Regions from separate parts of the Homo sapiens genome. Here region 1 is linked to region 2. Evidence: chromatin loops called from intact Hi-C (ENCODE). Cell type or tissue: psoas muscle. All regions are shown on one strand.

Evidence for each region. Peaks named below come from ENCODE experiments on the same cell type or tissue, not always from the same donor. Only the 100,000 strongest peaks of a DNase experiment are listed, where the experiment ranks them.
Region 1: it touches region 2 in a loop (3-fold over the local background); 31 of 110 quality-filtered maps call a loop at or near these places.

What each region holds. Positions count from the first base shown.
Region 1 is chr14:68,839,831-68,847,830 of GRCh38, forward strand. No RefSeq gene overlaps it. Among named protein-coding and RNA genes, the nearest start is that of ZFP36L1, 51 kb to the left of the region's middle. RefSeq lists an enhancer at 3,770-4,282. In psoas muscle, a CTCF peak has its summit at 4,303 (motif pointing left); a DNase peak (open chromatin) is centred at 4,311; H3K4me3 peaks cover 893 bases; H3K27ac peaks cover 339 bases.
Region 2 is chr14:67,834,205-67,842,204 of GRCh38, forward strand. RAD51B (RAD51 paralog B) reads left to right here. Exons shown (of 11, transcript NM_133510.4): 4 at 876-992. Among named protein-coding and RNA genes, the nearest start is that of RAD51B, 18 kb to the left of the region's middle. In psoas muscle, a CTCF peak has its summit at 3,011 (motif pointing right); no DNase peak of the experiment used is centred here.

The DNA of each region.
Region 1 (8,000 bases), 1.0 Mb after region 2:
AACAAGTGTTGCTGAAAATGTGGAGAAATTGGAACCTTTGTTCAACGTTGTTGGGAATGCAAAATGATGCATTTACTGTTTCTCAAAAAATTAAAAATAGAATTACTATATGATCCAGTAATTTCATTTCTGGGTATATACCCAAAAGAATTGAAAGAAGGGTCTCAGATATTTGTACACCATGTTTATAGCATTATTATTTGCAATAGCTAAAATGTGGAGGTAACCCAAATGTCCATCACTGGATGAATGGATAAGCATAATGTGGTATATACATGTAACAGAATATTATTTAGCCTTGGCCAGGCGCAGCAGCTCACGCCTGTAATTCCAGCACTTCGGGAGGCCAAGGCAGGTGGATCATTTGAGGTCAGGAGTTTGAGACCAGCCTGACCAACATGGAGAAACCCCACTTCTACTAAAAATACAAAGTTAGCCAGGCGTGGTGGCTCATGCCTGTAATCCCAGCTACTCGGGAGCTGAGGCAGGAGAATCTCTTGAATCTGGGAGGTAGAGGTTGCAGTGAGCCAAGATTGTGCCATTGCACTCCAGCCTGAGCAACAAGAGCAAAACTCCATCTCAAAAAAAAGAAAAGAAAAAAAACAGAATATTATTTAGCCTTGAAAATTAAAAAAAAAAAACCCTCTGACATGCCACAACATGAATGAGCCTTGAGGACATTTTGCTACCTGAAATAGGCCAGTCACAGAAGGACAAATAATGCGTGAGTCTGTGAAGTACCTAGAGTAGTCAAAACCATGGAAACAGAAAGTAGAATGTTGGTTTCCAGGGCCAGGACATGGAGGTATGGGGAATTATTGGTTAGTGAGTATAGAGTTTCAGTTTTACAAGATAAAAAGTGTTCTAGAGACAGATGGTGGTGATTGGTTGCACAACATTATGAATGCACTTAATACCACTAAACTGTGCACTTAAAAAATGATGAAGATGAGGCGGGCATGGTGGCCTCATCTTAACCTGTGATCCCAACAGTCTGAGAGGCTGAGGCAAGAGGATCAGTTGAGCTGGGAGTTCAAGACCAGCCTGGGCAACATAGGGAGACCCTGCCTCTACAAAAATAAAAATAAAGATAATTAGCCAGGTGTGGTGGTGCATACCTGTGTCCCAGCTGCTCAGCTACTTGGGAGGCTGGGCAGGAGGACTGCTTGAGCCCTAGAGGTCAAGGCTGCAGTGAGCCATGATCGTACCACTGCACTCCAGCCTGGGCAACAGAGTGTGATCCTGTTTCAAAAAAAAAAAAAAAGAAAAAAAAGAAAATGGTTAAGTTGGTACGTTTTATGTTATGTGTATATTACTGCAATTTTTTAAATGGAAAAAATAAGATCATCAGCATCATTAGTCATCAGGGAAATAAAACCACAATGAAATATCCTGTACACCCACAGGAATGGCTAAAATTAAAATACCTGACAAAACTGGAACTTTCACACATTGTTGGTGTTACAGACTGATTGTTTGTGTCCCTCCAAAATTCTTATCTTGAAACCTCCCGTGTGACAGTATTTGGTGATAGGACCATTAAAGTTAAGATTAAGGTTAAATAAAGTAATAAAGGCTGGGCCCTGATTCAATAGGATTAATGTCCTTATAAGAAAAGACACTAAAGAGCACCCTCTCTCTCTCTCTCTTTCTCTCTCTGTCTCCACTCACACACTTAAAAAAAAGGTCATGTAAGCACACGGCAAGATGGCAGGGGCCTTCTTGGCTAGAAGAAAGCCCTCACTCTGGCACCCTGACCTCGGGCTTCCTGCCTCCAGAACTGTGAGAAAATAAATGTCTGTTGTTTAAGCCATTCTGCCTATGGTATTTTGTTATGGCAGCTTGAGCTGATTAATACAGTTGGTAAAAGCATAAAACGGTACAGCCACTCTGGAATAGGGCTAGTGGTTTCTTATAAAACTAAACATAACCTACCCTATGACCTAGCACTCCCACTTCTAGGTATTTATCCAAGAGAAATATAAATGTATGTTCACAAAAAGACATACAGAAATTTTCCTAGCAGCCTAATTACAATAACCAAAAATCAGAAACAGCATAGTGGATAAACAAACTGTGACATACCTATACAACGGAAGAGCACACAGCAATAAAAAGGGACAGATGACTGATACAGTGACACAGATGTGTCTAAAAACATTATGCTGCATAAATGAAGGGTTACACAGCAGTACCTATCATACAGTTCCATGGGTACGGAATTCTAAAACTGGCAAAGTAATTTATATTGCAGAAAATAAGTCAAAACAACTGCTGCCTCTAGGGACTGGAGCAGGGATCGATTAGGAAGAGGTATGAGGGAACTTTCTGGGTGGCTGGTCAGGTTTTATGTCTTGACTGGAGTCCAAGTTTACATTGGTAGATGCACTTGTTAAAACTTAGAGGTACAGTTCATGTATATATTTCATTGTATATAGGTTTTACCTCAAAGGGAAAAATTATAACAAATATTGAATCCTGGGCAGTAACTTGCACGTGGAACTATTTCAGGGACATGTACTGATTGGTCCCCATCCCTCTGTAGCCTTCTCTCTGCTGCTCCCACTGTGGCACCAGCATCGTTCACTCCCATGAGTTATGGCTGATAGCTGTGCTTCTCAAACTCCCCCAAGCAAACAAATCACCTGAACAGCTTGAAAAGTTGCAGATTCTGGGTGAGTAGACCTGGGCTGGGGTCCAAGATTCTGCACTTCTAACAAGCACCCAGGAGCAGCTGCTGCTGGTGAGTCTTTGGACCACACTTTGAGTAGTGAGGACTTAGAATCTCACCCTCCTACCTCTTCACCTTTGTTCCCACGAGTTCTTTCTTTTCCAGCTTGAATTGCTTTTCCCATCCCGCGCATTTGTCTTGGCTGTGCCTATCCATATCCCACCTTTTCTAATCCCTCCTTTTCCAGCAGATGACAACTGATATTAATGATCATGATGAATGACAACAACAACAATCACTTGTGAGACCTTACTAGCTGCCAGGGACTATGCTGCATGCTTCAAAAGGATTATTGTGTTTAATCCTCTTAACAGCCCTATGAGGTCAATACTAATATTGCTCCCAGTTTACAGATGAAGAAACTGAGGTATAGGGAGGTTAAGTATTTGCCCAAGGTCATATAGGCTCAGCCATCTGGATGCTTCCCTTGGCTCCAGTTGCTGACAACCTTATGGTAACAGTCTTTGTGTGTGTGTGTGTGTGTGTGTGTGTGTGTGTGTGTGTGCACTTGTACACTGGCACATTTTCACTTTCCACCAAGATTACACTGTCCCTGAGGGTAGAGACAAAATAATTCTCTTTCTCTCTTCCCTTTGTCTTTATCTCCCTGCCTCTTTCTCTCTATCTCTCTCCCTCTCTTCCCAACTACAGCCTTTGCCAAAGCAAGGCCTCTTCTTCAAAATAGGACACACCCCTCCCAGCCTCATCTGTGACCAGGGCACAGGGTGCCACTCTCCCCTCCCACAGGCTCAGGCTGGGCATCCCCCAGCTCGAAGCTCCCTGCTCTTGCCCTGTGACCCCCAGTAGCCACTCTCTTCCCTTGCCCTGGTTCAGCTGATCCCTATTCCCCGATGGCTCCTTCCAGTCTAGTCTCCCCATCCCAGGGAGTCTGGAGTCTGGGCAGTGGCCTGGACCCCTTGAGAAAGTTGCCCTACTCCCTCCCCAAACACACCTCAACAACCCCCTTAGATCCTGGTCACTGCTATTTCCTGCCCACCCCCCTCCGCCCCCCGTCCTGCAGGCTCTGTGAGGGCAGGGACCAGGCCTGTCTTGTCACAGCTGTGTCACCAGTGCCTGGCATTTAGTCACAGTAGGTGGGTGAAGGAGGGGCTCTCCCAGCCTGGCCTGGGCTGGGCAGAGCATCTTCAGCCCACCCAAGTAATCTTGCACCCATTCGGTCTCTGTTACCCTCCCGCCTAAGCCCAGAAGCCCACAGGCCCGGGACTTGCTGTCCTCAGACCTAGGATACTTCCCACTCCAAGCCCCAAATCCTACCCTGCCGTTCCCAGCCCTTCTCCAGCACCCCTCCCTCTTCACAAAGGCTGCTTGGCGGTTTCTCTCCGCCCTCCCCAAGACTGCTCTTGGGAGGGTATGTTGCTTTCCCAGACAAGCTCAGCGATGCAATTTCTCCTCCTAAGAGGTTAGGCTAATTGCTCTTCCCAGAAGAAAATCCTCAGAGGTTTTCCTTGTGGTGGACTGGAAGGTTTGAAAATTATATGTTCAGGGCAACATCGGGTTACTATATTAAATCCAGTTTCACGGATCGCGGCCACGGGGAGCACAAGCGCCACCTGCTGGCCCACAGCGAGATTCCAAGAGAGGACGAGACCTGAGCACAACCAGCTCAAGACGCACAGTCCCCGGTCACCGTCAATCAAGTGTCCGGTCCTCCATTTCGCTTTGGTTTTTCTCATTGTTGGAGTTTTTTTTTTTATTGATACATCATAGTTATACATATTTTGGGGGTGTCTGTGATTTTTTAAATTTAATTTATTTCTTATTCTGTTTCTTCCCCCCACCCCTCTTCTTTTGGGACAGGATCCCCATCTGTGGCCCAAGCTGGTCTCAAACTCCCGGCCTCAAGCTATTCTCCCACCTCAGCCTCCCAAAGTACTGGGGTCACAGGCGTGATCCCCACGCCCAGCCTCAGGTGATATTTTTATTACATGTGTACAACATGTAAAGAGAAAATCAGACACCCATCACCCCAAACATTTATATCTACTTTGTGTCAGAAACATTATAAGTCTTCTAGCTATTTTGAAATATACAATACATTATTGTTAACTATAATTCCCCTGCAGTAGTATCAACTACTAGATCTTATTCCCTCTGTCTAGCTGTATGTTTGTACCCATTAGCCAACCTCTCTTCATCTTCCCCAGCCCCCTTCCCAGCCTCTGTTAACTATCATTCAACCCTCTAGCTCCATGAGATCCACTTTTGTTTTTAGCTTCCACATGACTGAAAATATGTGGCATTTGTCTTTCTGTGCCTGGCTTATTTCACATAACATGATGACCTCCATTCCACCCATGTTGCTGCAAATGACAGGATTTTATCATTTTTTATAGCTAAATAATATTCCATTGTGTATATACGTCACATTTTCTTTCTTTATTCATCCATTGATGGACACTTATGTTGATCTGTATCTTGGCCATCAGGAATAGTGCTGCAGTAAACAGGAGGGCAAATATCTCTTCAATATACTTATTCCCTTTCTTTTGGATATACGTGTGTGTGTGTGTGTGTGTGTGTGTGTGTGTGTGTGTATCCAGCAGGTTTTTCTCATTTTAAAAACTCCATAGAAATAGTGATGTCTAATGTACTAACTCTTACATATGTAAATTGTGTGGTTTCCAGGGATACAGAGACTTAACAAATAGCAGACATGGCTGGGCGCAGTGGTTTACGCCTGTAATCCCAGAACTTTAGGAAGCCGAGGCAGGTGGATCTACCTGAGATCAGGAGTTCGACACCAGCCTGGCCAACATGGTGAAACCCTGTCTCTACTAAAAATACAAAAATTACCTGGGCGTGGTGGCAGGCACCTGTAATCTCAGCAATTCAGGAGGCTGAGGCAGGAGAATCGCTTGAACCCAGGAGGCGGAGGTTGCAGTGAGCCGAGATCACGCCATTGCACTCCAGCCTGTGTGGCAAGGGCAAAACTCCGTCTAAAAAAAAAAAAAGACATATACTTTATAAACATTAGGAAAAAAATTTGTGTTTGTATACACACACATACATACATACAAATGCACAAAGATACCTCTACCACTTCTTCTCTTCTTATCATTATTATTCTTTTTTTTTTTTCTTTTAAGACAGTGTCAGGCCAGGCGCCGTGGCTCATGCCTGTAATCCCAGCACTTTGGGAGACCAAGGCGGGTGGATCACGAGATCAGGAGATCGAAACCATGGTGAAACCCTGTCTCTACTAAAAATACAAAAAAATTAGCCAGGCGCAGTGGCGGGCGCCTGTAGTCCCAGCTACTCGGGAGGCTGAGGCAGGAGAATGGTGTGAACCCAGGAGGTAGAGCTTGCAGTGAGCCCAGATCGCGCCACTGCACTCCAGCCTGGGTGACAGAGCGAGACTCCATCTCAAAAAAAAAAAAGACAGTGTCTTATTCTGTCACCCAGGCTGGAATGCAGTGGTACAATCTTGGTTCACTGGTGCCTTCACCTCCTTGGCTCAAGGAATTCTCCTGCCTCAGCCTCTTGAGTAGCTGGAACTACAGGTGTGTGCCATGACATCTGGCTAAGTTTTTAAAAAAATTTTTTTAGGGATGGGGGTCTCACTATGTCACCCAGGCTGGTCTTGAACTCTTGACCTCAAGCAGTCCTCCCACCTTAGCCTCCCAAAGTGGTGGTATTACAGGCATGAGCCACCATGCCTGGCCTCTCTGTCACTTCTTACATCAAATTTGGTTATGCAGTTTTTATCCTATTAGATTGTTTTAAAGTCCTAGTTGAACAAATGGTTTTTTTCAAACACTAATGTAGGAATGTTAATTAGAAGTAATTTTAAGTCTTTTAAATTATAAAAGCACATATTCATTAATGCAGCAATTCCTTCACTGGTAACGAACCCTACAGATACATTCATGTTCATGGGTGTAAAGATGTATGTACAGGGATTCCTCTGAAGCCCAGTTAATAGTAGCAAAAAAACTGGGACTCACCAGTAGGGCACTAGTTAGATAAAGGATGGTGCATCCATGTGATGGAAAACCAGCAAACCACTGAAAACGATGACAGAGATCCATACTCACTTATGCGGAACCATCTCCAAGAGGCAGTGTTGAGTGAGAAAGCACCATGGGAGTGTCTGGACTGTGGTGATGGTTGCACAACTGTATAAATTAACCTTGAAAATCACTGAACTGAATTGGGTATGGCAACTCACATCTGTAATCTCAGCACTTTGGGAGGCTGAGGCAGGCAGACTGCTTGAGCCCAGGAGTTCGAGACCAGCCTGGGAAACATAGTGAAACCCCATCTCTACAAAAATTACAAAAGTAGCCAGGCGTGGTGGTGCATGGCTGTAGTCCCAGGTACTAGGGAGGCTGAGGTGGGAGGATTGCTTGAACCCGGGAGGTCGAGGCTGCAGTGAGCTGAGGTCGTGCCACCGCATTTGAGCCTGGGCAACAGAGTTGAGACCTCATCTCACACACAAATCACTGAACTATACTCTTTAAATGAGGGGATTTTATAGTATGTGAATTATACATTAATAAAACGTTTTTAAAAGATCATAAAAAAGTATGTAACTTATTCTCTTCTATAAAACTAAATTAAAAATACACACATAGGTTGGTATATGCATGGTAACATTCTGGTGATTATTTCTTGGGGAGGGGAAAGGTTTATTACATACACTGTACAATATATATTTTTTTTACCGTAGCAGGTACACTTGTTCAATAATTTTTAATAGTTGCATTTATCCTTTCATAGAATATCCATTACAATAGTTTCCACAGCAGTAATTGACCAGGGATTTAAGTAGAATAAGAAATGCCTTTAATATTTTAACAACTTGAAGAAACGAGGAATTTTTTCTTCACCAAAAGGCATAGGTTTTACACACAAGGAACTTATGTCTTTATAAATCTAATTTAAAGAAAACATTTCTTCCATGATGATAAGACCTAGAATAGACACACAAATGGTGGAGTTTTTTACTGCTGATAAAAATAATAACTGTTTGTTATAGAAATTTTAAAAGAGAAAAATATAAAAAGAAGAAAACAACAATCACCTATACCCCACCCGATTACAGCAACTGCAGACATGTTGGTGTATTTTCGGCCAGTTACTATGTGTACACAATTTTCTGTTTTACAATGTTATGAACCCACTACAAATGATTATGTATTTTCTTTTTTTTCCATCAATTCCCATATCATGCAAATTTTCCCATGTTCTTAAAATGTTATTCAAGAACATGATAGTACATCCTATGGTCATTTTACTTACTTATTTA
Region 2 (8,000 bases):
TTTTCCTGTGTGTATTGAATTCCCTCTGCCTCTCTTATTAGTGTGGGTATTTAGGGTCCATCTGGATAATCCATGATTATCCCTTCATCTCAAGAGCTTTAACTTAATCACATCTGCAAACACCCATTTTGCAAATAAGGTAATATTCACAGACAGGTTCTGGAGATTTGATTTGGATATCCAGGGGTGGGGGTGGGGGGTCATTTCTCAGCCTACCACACCTTCCTTCACACTGTTCTTCACAAACGAACCCAAGTTTGAAATAACTTGTTCATGTCACTCCTTTTTGCATCTTCAACAGAGCTGTTTATGGTTAGGCCCCTGCTTACTTCTCTAGCCTCATTGCTTGCTGTGCTACACCCACACTCCATCTTTCAACCATTCTAAATGAACTGTATATTTACAGTTTGTGTTAGTCCCTGTTTCCTCTCTTGCTTCTTGACCTTTCTTTGTACATTCTGTCCTCTTTGGCAGGAATAGTCAAATTTCCTTTGCTTACCTAACAGCTCTTTCAGATTTTAGCACGGGCATCCAGCAATTCCATTAAGTTTCCAAAATCTGTATCAGTTATACTTTCCCTATTACAATATCTCTTATTAATTGTGTTGTAATTGCCTGGTTTCTAGTCCTAATTTCATAGTCCCTGGTTGACTTCATAAGACTGTGAGGGCAACGTCTCTCTCTTTCTGTTATGTCATATCCCCATAATCTAGCACAGTCCCTGGCACAGAGTAAATATTTGTTGAACAAATAAATAATAGAAGGGAAAAGGATGGATTAGGGTTAAAATTGCTAAAATTTAGAGAATTAAAGTTGGTTTATGTTTTTGAATATATATAGAGGTTGAAAAAAAACTTAATCATTTTCTTGTTTAGGCTTATGGGATAAAAGCACAAAGGTCTGCTGATTTCTCACCAGCATTCTTATCTACTACCCTTTCTGCTTTGGACGAAGCCCTGCATGGTGGTGTGGCTTGTGGATCCCTCACAGAGGTAAAGGAAAAATTTTTCGTACCTTCTTCCATTGACCTATAACCTTCAGAGCTAGGGAAAAAGTTTAGTTAAAAAACATAAATTATTTCTGGAACGGTAATCTGAATTAAATTATAAGTACTTCAAGGATATGGTTCTCCACTCAGTACTTAGTGTGGTTGTTCTGCAAACAGAGGTGTTAAAAACAAAATCCTTGCTGACTGATTAAAATCTACTTAGGTTGCTGTTTCATTGAGTTAACTTAGAAAGTGATAAATATTGCTGGGTGTGTTTATATATGTGTTATATATATAATGCATACATATATGTTATATATACATACATGCATACATACATTTATATGTACACACGTCACATATATGTAATATATACACATATGTCATATATGTAATATGTATGCACATAAATAACATTATATATTTTATATATATGATTATATCATGCCTGTAATCCCAGCACTTTGAGCAACAAGGCAAGACCCTGTCTTTACCAAAAAAAAAATAAAAAAAACCCAGAAACCATTTAGCCATATGTGGTGGTGCATGCTTATGGTCCTAGCTACTCAGGAGGCTGACCTTGAGCCAGGGAGGTCAAGGCTAGAGTGAGCCATGGTCACACCACTGCATTCCAGCCTGGGTGACAGAGCAAGACCCTGTCTCAAAAAAAAGAAAGTGGTAAATATTATGAAATAATATTATGAAACAATTGGGGGAATTAAAAAAGGATCACTCCTTATAAATTAGGAAGGACAATTTGAAATTTTATTAACATATGGAAAAATTATAGTATTAAACTAAAGTGAGCTGTTTTTACTTTCTGTTATAGATAAAATTTCTTTTAGGAAGTGATAGGTTATTGGATTAGTTAATACTGTTGGATAACAAATTATCCCAAAACTAAGTGGCTTAAAACAATAAACTTTGGTTATTTCTTAGTTTCTTTGTGAGTGGCTTAGCTCAGCATTGTTGGTGAGGGATGCAGTCATCTGAAGCTTGGTAGGGGCTGTAGGATCTGTTTCTGAGGGGCCCACTTACATGACTGGCAAATGGGTGCTGGTGGTTGGCAGGAGGCCACAGTGCCTCACCAGGTAGGCTCTCCACAGGCTTCTTGAGTCTTATGACATGATGGCTGACTTCCCCCAGGTGAGTGGTCTTGAAGAAGGCAAGATGGAAGTGGTGATATCTTTGGCAACCTAGCTTTGGAAGTTACACACCACTACTTCTGCCACTTTTCGTCATTAGAAGTGAGTCATTAAGTCAAGCCTACATTTAAGGAAAGGGAAATTAGCCTCTTTTTTTTTTTTTTTTGAGACAGAGTCTTGCTCTGTTGCCCAGGCTGAAGTGCAGTGGCACAATCTTGGCTTACTGCAACCTCTGCCTCCCAGGTTCAAGTGAGTAGCTGGGATTGCAGGCATGTATCACCATGCCTGGCTAATTTTTTGTATTTTTACTAGAGATGGGGTTTCACCATGTTGTCCAGGCTGGTCTCAAACTCCTGGCCTCAGGTGATCCACCCACCTGGGCCTCCCAAAGTGCTGGGATTACAGGTGTGAGCCACTACACCTGGCCAACCTTTTGGAGGAAGAAGTGTCAGGAATTTGAGGACATTTTAAAACCACTGCAGTTATTTTCCTTGAAAACTGCTTACAATGTGGTGACTTCATAGACAATGTTTATCAATACACTCCTGAGGACTTCTTGCTTGAAAGTTCTAGGGGCATAAATACTTTCAGGAAACTTCTAAACAAGAACAGATTATTTTCTTACATTCTGATAGTCATAATTTAACTGTGGATTTTTTTTCCTTGGAGATAGGGACCCTGTTTTAGATACTATATTTTATTTCCTGTCTTCCAAGAGAGATTTAAAGATTTATATGAGCAACACCTAGCAGATGCCTATTAAATAGTTGGTAAATAAATGCGTGAATTAGTTATTAATAAAAATGCACACACACACATACACACACACACACGCACACACACACACATCCTCTTCTTTTGGAATATACTGCCACCAGGTGGTGCCAGAATCACATGATTTTACATAAACTTTTTGGGCTGAAGTTCCACTTGCTTAAACAAGGTTTATTACAGTGTGATCCACAGTCATAAACTTACTTATTTAAATAGCAAAAACATTGAACTTAAGGAAGATTAACTGGGAAATTCTTTTTACTTTTTAAGTTTTAGAATAATTTTTAATACTTTTTCACTTAGCTTTTATTAATTATTTTTTAAAATCCAAACAGAAGTTACAAGCCTTTTAGGTGTTTTGTTGTTATCTAATTGGCTGACTTGGAATAGGAATATAAATACTTTGACTCCTTAGTAGGGGCAAATTCTCTCCTTTCTGTTCTAGCTACAGGTAGCTTCTTCAATCTTTTTTGTTTTTTGTTTTTCAACTGAGTACAGGGAGTATATCAAATTATCCTCAAACAGAGTTTTTTTTGCTTTTATTACAATTTTTAATTGATACAATAATTGTATATATTTATGGGGTACAGTGTGATATTCTGATATGTGTGTGCAATGTATAATGATCAAATCAGGTAATTGGCATATCCATCACTTCAAGCATTTATCATTTTTTGTGTGTGTTCGGAACATCCAAAAGCCCCTCTTCTAGCTATTTGAAAATATATAATAAATTGTTGTAAATTATAGTTTACCTAAGGTGCTATAGAAAACTAAGACTTATTCCTCCTGTCTTGCTATAATTTTGTAACTGCTAACCAACCTTTGGCTGTCTCCCTCTAACCATCTCAGCCTCTAATAACCACTATTCTACTCTCCACTTCTATGAGATCAATTTTTTTAGCTTCTACATGTGAGTGAGAACATGCAAGGTTTGTCTTTCTGTGTCTGACATTTTACTCAACATAATGACCTTGAGTTCCATCCATGTTGTTAGAGATGACAGAATCTCATTCTTTTTTATGGCTGAAATAGTACTCCATTGCATGTATGTACCACATATTTATCCATTTGTCTGCTGATGGACACTTAGGTTGATTCCATCTCTTGGGTACTGTGAATAGTGCTGCAATAAAAATGGGAGCGTAGATTGACATACTGATTTCATACTGTGTATCATACATGCGCATGCACATACACACATGTGGAGGTAAGAGAGAGCTAGCAAAACGATAAAGTAAATTGGGCAAAATGTTAACGGTGGGTGGATGTGGGAAAAGAATGCATATATATATTCTGTATTGTTTTTATTTATTTTTAATTTATTTTTATTTTAAATTAAAAAAAAAGATACATGGTCTAGCTGTGTCACCTAGGCTGGAGTGCAGTGGCACAACCATAGCTCACTGCAGCTTCAAACTCCTGGGCTGAAATGATCCTCCTTCCTCAGCCTCCCAAGTAGCTAGGACTACAGGTGTGCACCACCATGCCTGGCTAATTTTTTAAAATGTTTTGTAGAGATGAGGGCTTGCTATGTTGCCCAGACTGGTCTTGAACTCCTGACCTCAAGTGATCCTTTCTGCCCTGGCCTCCCAACGTGTTGGGATTACAGGTGTGAGCTACTGCGCCTGGCCTTCTGTTTTTATTAATACCATTTTCCTGTAAGTTTAAAATTATTTCTAGATAAAAAAGTAAAAAAAAAAAAACCTGTGATGTTTGCTGTAAGTAGATATCCTTGATCAGAAATAAAGAACTTTCCTCCATTTCCTAGCTAAAATACTAATTTGGTGTTACATTTTATCAAAAACTTTTTTTTCTGCATTGATTGAAATGATTGTATTATTTTTCATCTTTGGTCTAATAGCATGGTGAGAAACATTTAATAGATTTTTCTGATGTTAAACTACTATTGCATTTTTGGGACAAGTTCAACTTGGTCATGATATATTATCTTTTTTTATAAACTGTTGGATTCAGTTTGCTAATATTTAAGATTTTTCAATATTTAGGATGGATATTCAGCTGTAATTTTCCTTTTAGTAGTGTCTTTGTCTGAATTAGTATTTATCTTATACTAGTTTGGTAGAATGGATTATGGAATATCTCTTTTTTTAATATTCTGCAATAGTTTGCCTATGATGGGAATTATTTGTTCCTTGAAGATTTGGTAGAACTTGTCTGAAAAATTGTCTGATCTTGATATTTTTCCTTCTGAGAAGATTTTTTAAAAATTCAATTCCTTTAATGATTATAGGACTACTCAGATTTTCTATTTCTTCTTGATTAGTTACAGTGAATGAGATTTTTAGGAATTTGTCCATTTTCTTTATGTTTTCAAATTTATTATAATAAAGTTATTCATTACAATCTTCCAGCTCTTAAATCTGGTTTTACATGTGGTTTTTGTCCCCCTTTCCATTTCTGATATTACTTACTTTGTTTTATTTCTCCCTCTCTTTTAAAAAAAATCTTGTCAGAAGTTTGAGTATGTATGTCATCATTTTAAAGAACTCTGCATTTTGTTGTTCTTTGTTGGTCTTCTCTATTATTTCTTCATCTTCTACCTCCTTTATTTCTGCCATTTTCTTATTATCTCCTTTTATTTAATTTTTTTGTGGGGTTATTCTTTGCTTCTAACTTCTTAAATTAGATATTTAATCTATTAATTTTCAGTTTTTCTTTTTACTCTGACCTTTTAAGACTGAATTTTTCTTGAAGCATTCTATTTTGAGATATAGTATTTCCATTTTCATTCTGTTCTAGAAGTATTTAAACATTCCCATCACAATTGCTTCTTTGACTCATGTATCATTTGGAATTTTAAAATATCTAAATTACTTAATTAAAAAAATTTATTTTAATTACATTATTAATCTAATTGCATTTTTGTCAGATAACTTTGCATGATATTGATTTTTTGAAGTTCCCTGAGACATCTTTTAAGGTTAAATATGTGATGAACTTTGATAAATGTTGCACGTGTGCTTGAAAAGAATGATTATTCTCTAATAATTGGGTGCCCTATTTTATTTTAGGTTCAGGGGGTATATGTACAGGTTTGTTACATTGGTATATTGCGTGATGCTGAGGTTTGGGGTACGATTTATACCATCTCTCAGCTACTGAACATAGTCCCCAATAAGTAGTTTTTTTAGCCTTTTTCCCTGCTCCCTTCTTCCTCCTTCTAATAATCTCCAGTGTTGATTGTTCCCATCTTTGTGTCCATGTATACCCAATGTTTAGCTCCCACTTATAAGTGAGAACATGCAGTCTTTGGTTTTCTGTTCCTGTGTTAATTCACTTAGGATAATGACCAAGAGCTGCATCCATGTTGCTGCAAAGGACATGATTTTGTTCTTTTTATGGCTGTGTAGTAGTCCATGGTATATATTTACCACATTTTCTTTATCTACTCTACCATGGATGGGCACTTAGGTTGATTCCATGTCTTTGCTATTGTGGATACTGTGGCAGTGAACATACGAGTGCATATGTCTTTTTGGTAGAGTGATTTATTTTCCTTTGGGTATATATCCAGCAATGAGATTGCTGGCTCAAATGGTAGCTCTGTTTTAAGTTCTTTGGGAGATCTCCAAACTCCTTTGCACAGTGATTGAACTAATTTATATTTCCACCTACAGTGTATAAGCATTCCATTTTCTCTGCACCCTTTCCAGCATCTATTATTTTTTGACTTTTTTTTTTTTTTTGGGACAGAGTCTCATTCTGTTGCCCAGCCCGGAGGGCAGTGGCACTTTTGGCTCACTGCAACCTCTGCCTCCCAGGTTCAAGTGATTCTCGTGCCTCAGCCTCCTGAGTAGCTGGGATTACAGGTGTGTGCTACCATGCCCAGCTAATTTTATTTTTTAGTAGAGATGGGGTTTCACCATGTTGGCCAGGCTGGTCTCAAACTCCTGGCCTCAAGTGATCCGCCCACCTCAGCCTCCCAAATTGCTGAGATTATAGGCATGAGCCACTGTGCCTGGCCATTTTGACTTCTTAATAATAGCCATTCTGGCTGGTGTGAGATGGTATCTCATTGTGGTTTTGATTTGCATTTCTCTAATGATTAGGGATGTTGAGCATTTTATATTTGATGGCCACATGTATGTCTTCTTTTGAGAAGTGTCTGTTCATGTCCTTTACCCACTTTTAATGGGGTCATTTTTTGCTTGTTGATTTGTTTAAGTTCCTTATAGAATCTGGATATTAGACCTTTGTCACATGCCTAGTTTGTGAATATTTTCTCCTATTCTGTAGGGCGTCCATTTATTCTGTTGATAGTTTCTTTTGCTGTGCAGAAGCTCTTTAGTTAGGTACCACTTGTCAATTTTTGTTTTTGTTACAATATTTTTGAGGTCTTAGCCATTAGTTCTTTGCCAAGGCTGATGTCCAGAATGGATTTTCCTTGGTTTTCTTCTAGGATTTTTATGGGTTGGGTCTTAGATTTAAATTGTTGATCCATCTTGAGTTAATTTTTGTAAATGGTAAAAGGTAGGGGTCCAGTTTAATTATTCTGCATATGGCTAGCTGGTAATCTCAGCAGCATTTATTGAATAGGAAGTCCTTTCCCCATTTTTTTATTTTCGTTGACTTTGTCAAAGATCAGAGGTTGTAAGTGTGTGGTTTCATTTCTGGGTTCTCTATTCTGTTCCATTGATCACTATGTCTGTTTTTGTACCAGTACCATGCCGTTTTGGTTGCTATAGTTTGAAGTCAGGTAGTGTGATGCCTCTAGCTTTGTTCTCTTTGCTTAGGATTCCCTTGGCTTTTCAGACTCTTAACTTCCCATATGAATGTTAGAATAGTTTTTTCTAATTCTGTGAAAAATGACATTGGTAATTTGAATCTGTACATTGCTTTGGGAAATATGCCATTTTAACGGTATTGATTCTTCAAATCCATGAGTATGGAATGTTTTTTCATTTGTTTGTATCATCTATGATTTCTTGTAGCAGTGTTTTGTAGTTCTCCTTCCAAAGATCGTTCACCTCCTTGGTTAGATGTATTCCTAGATATTTTATTTTTTTTGTGTAGCTATTGTAAATGGGATTGTATTCTTGACTTGGCTCTCAGCTGGAATGTTATTGGTG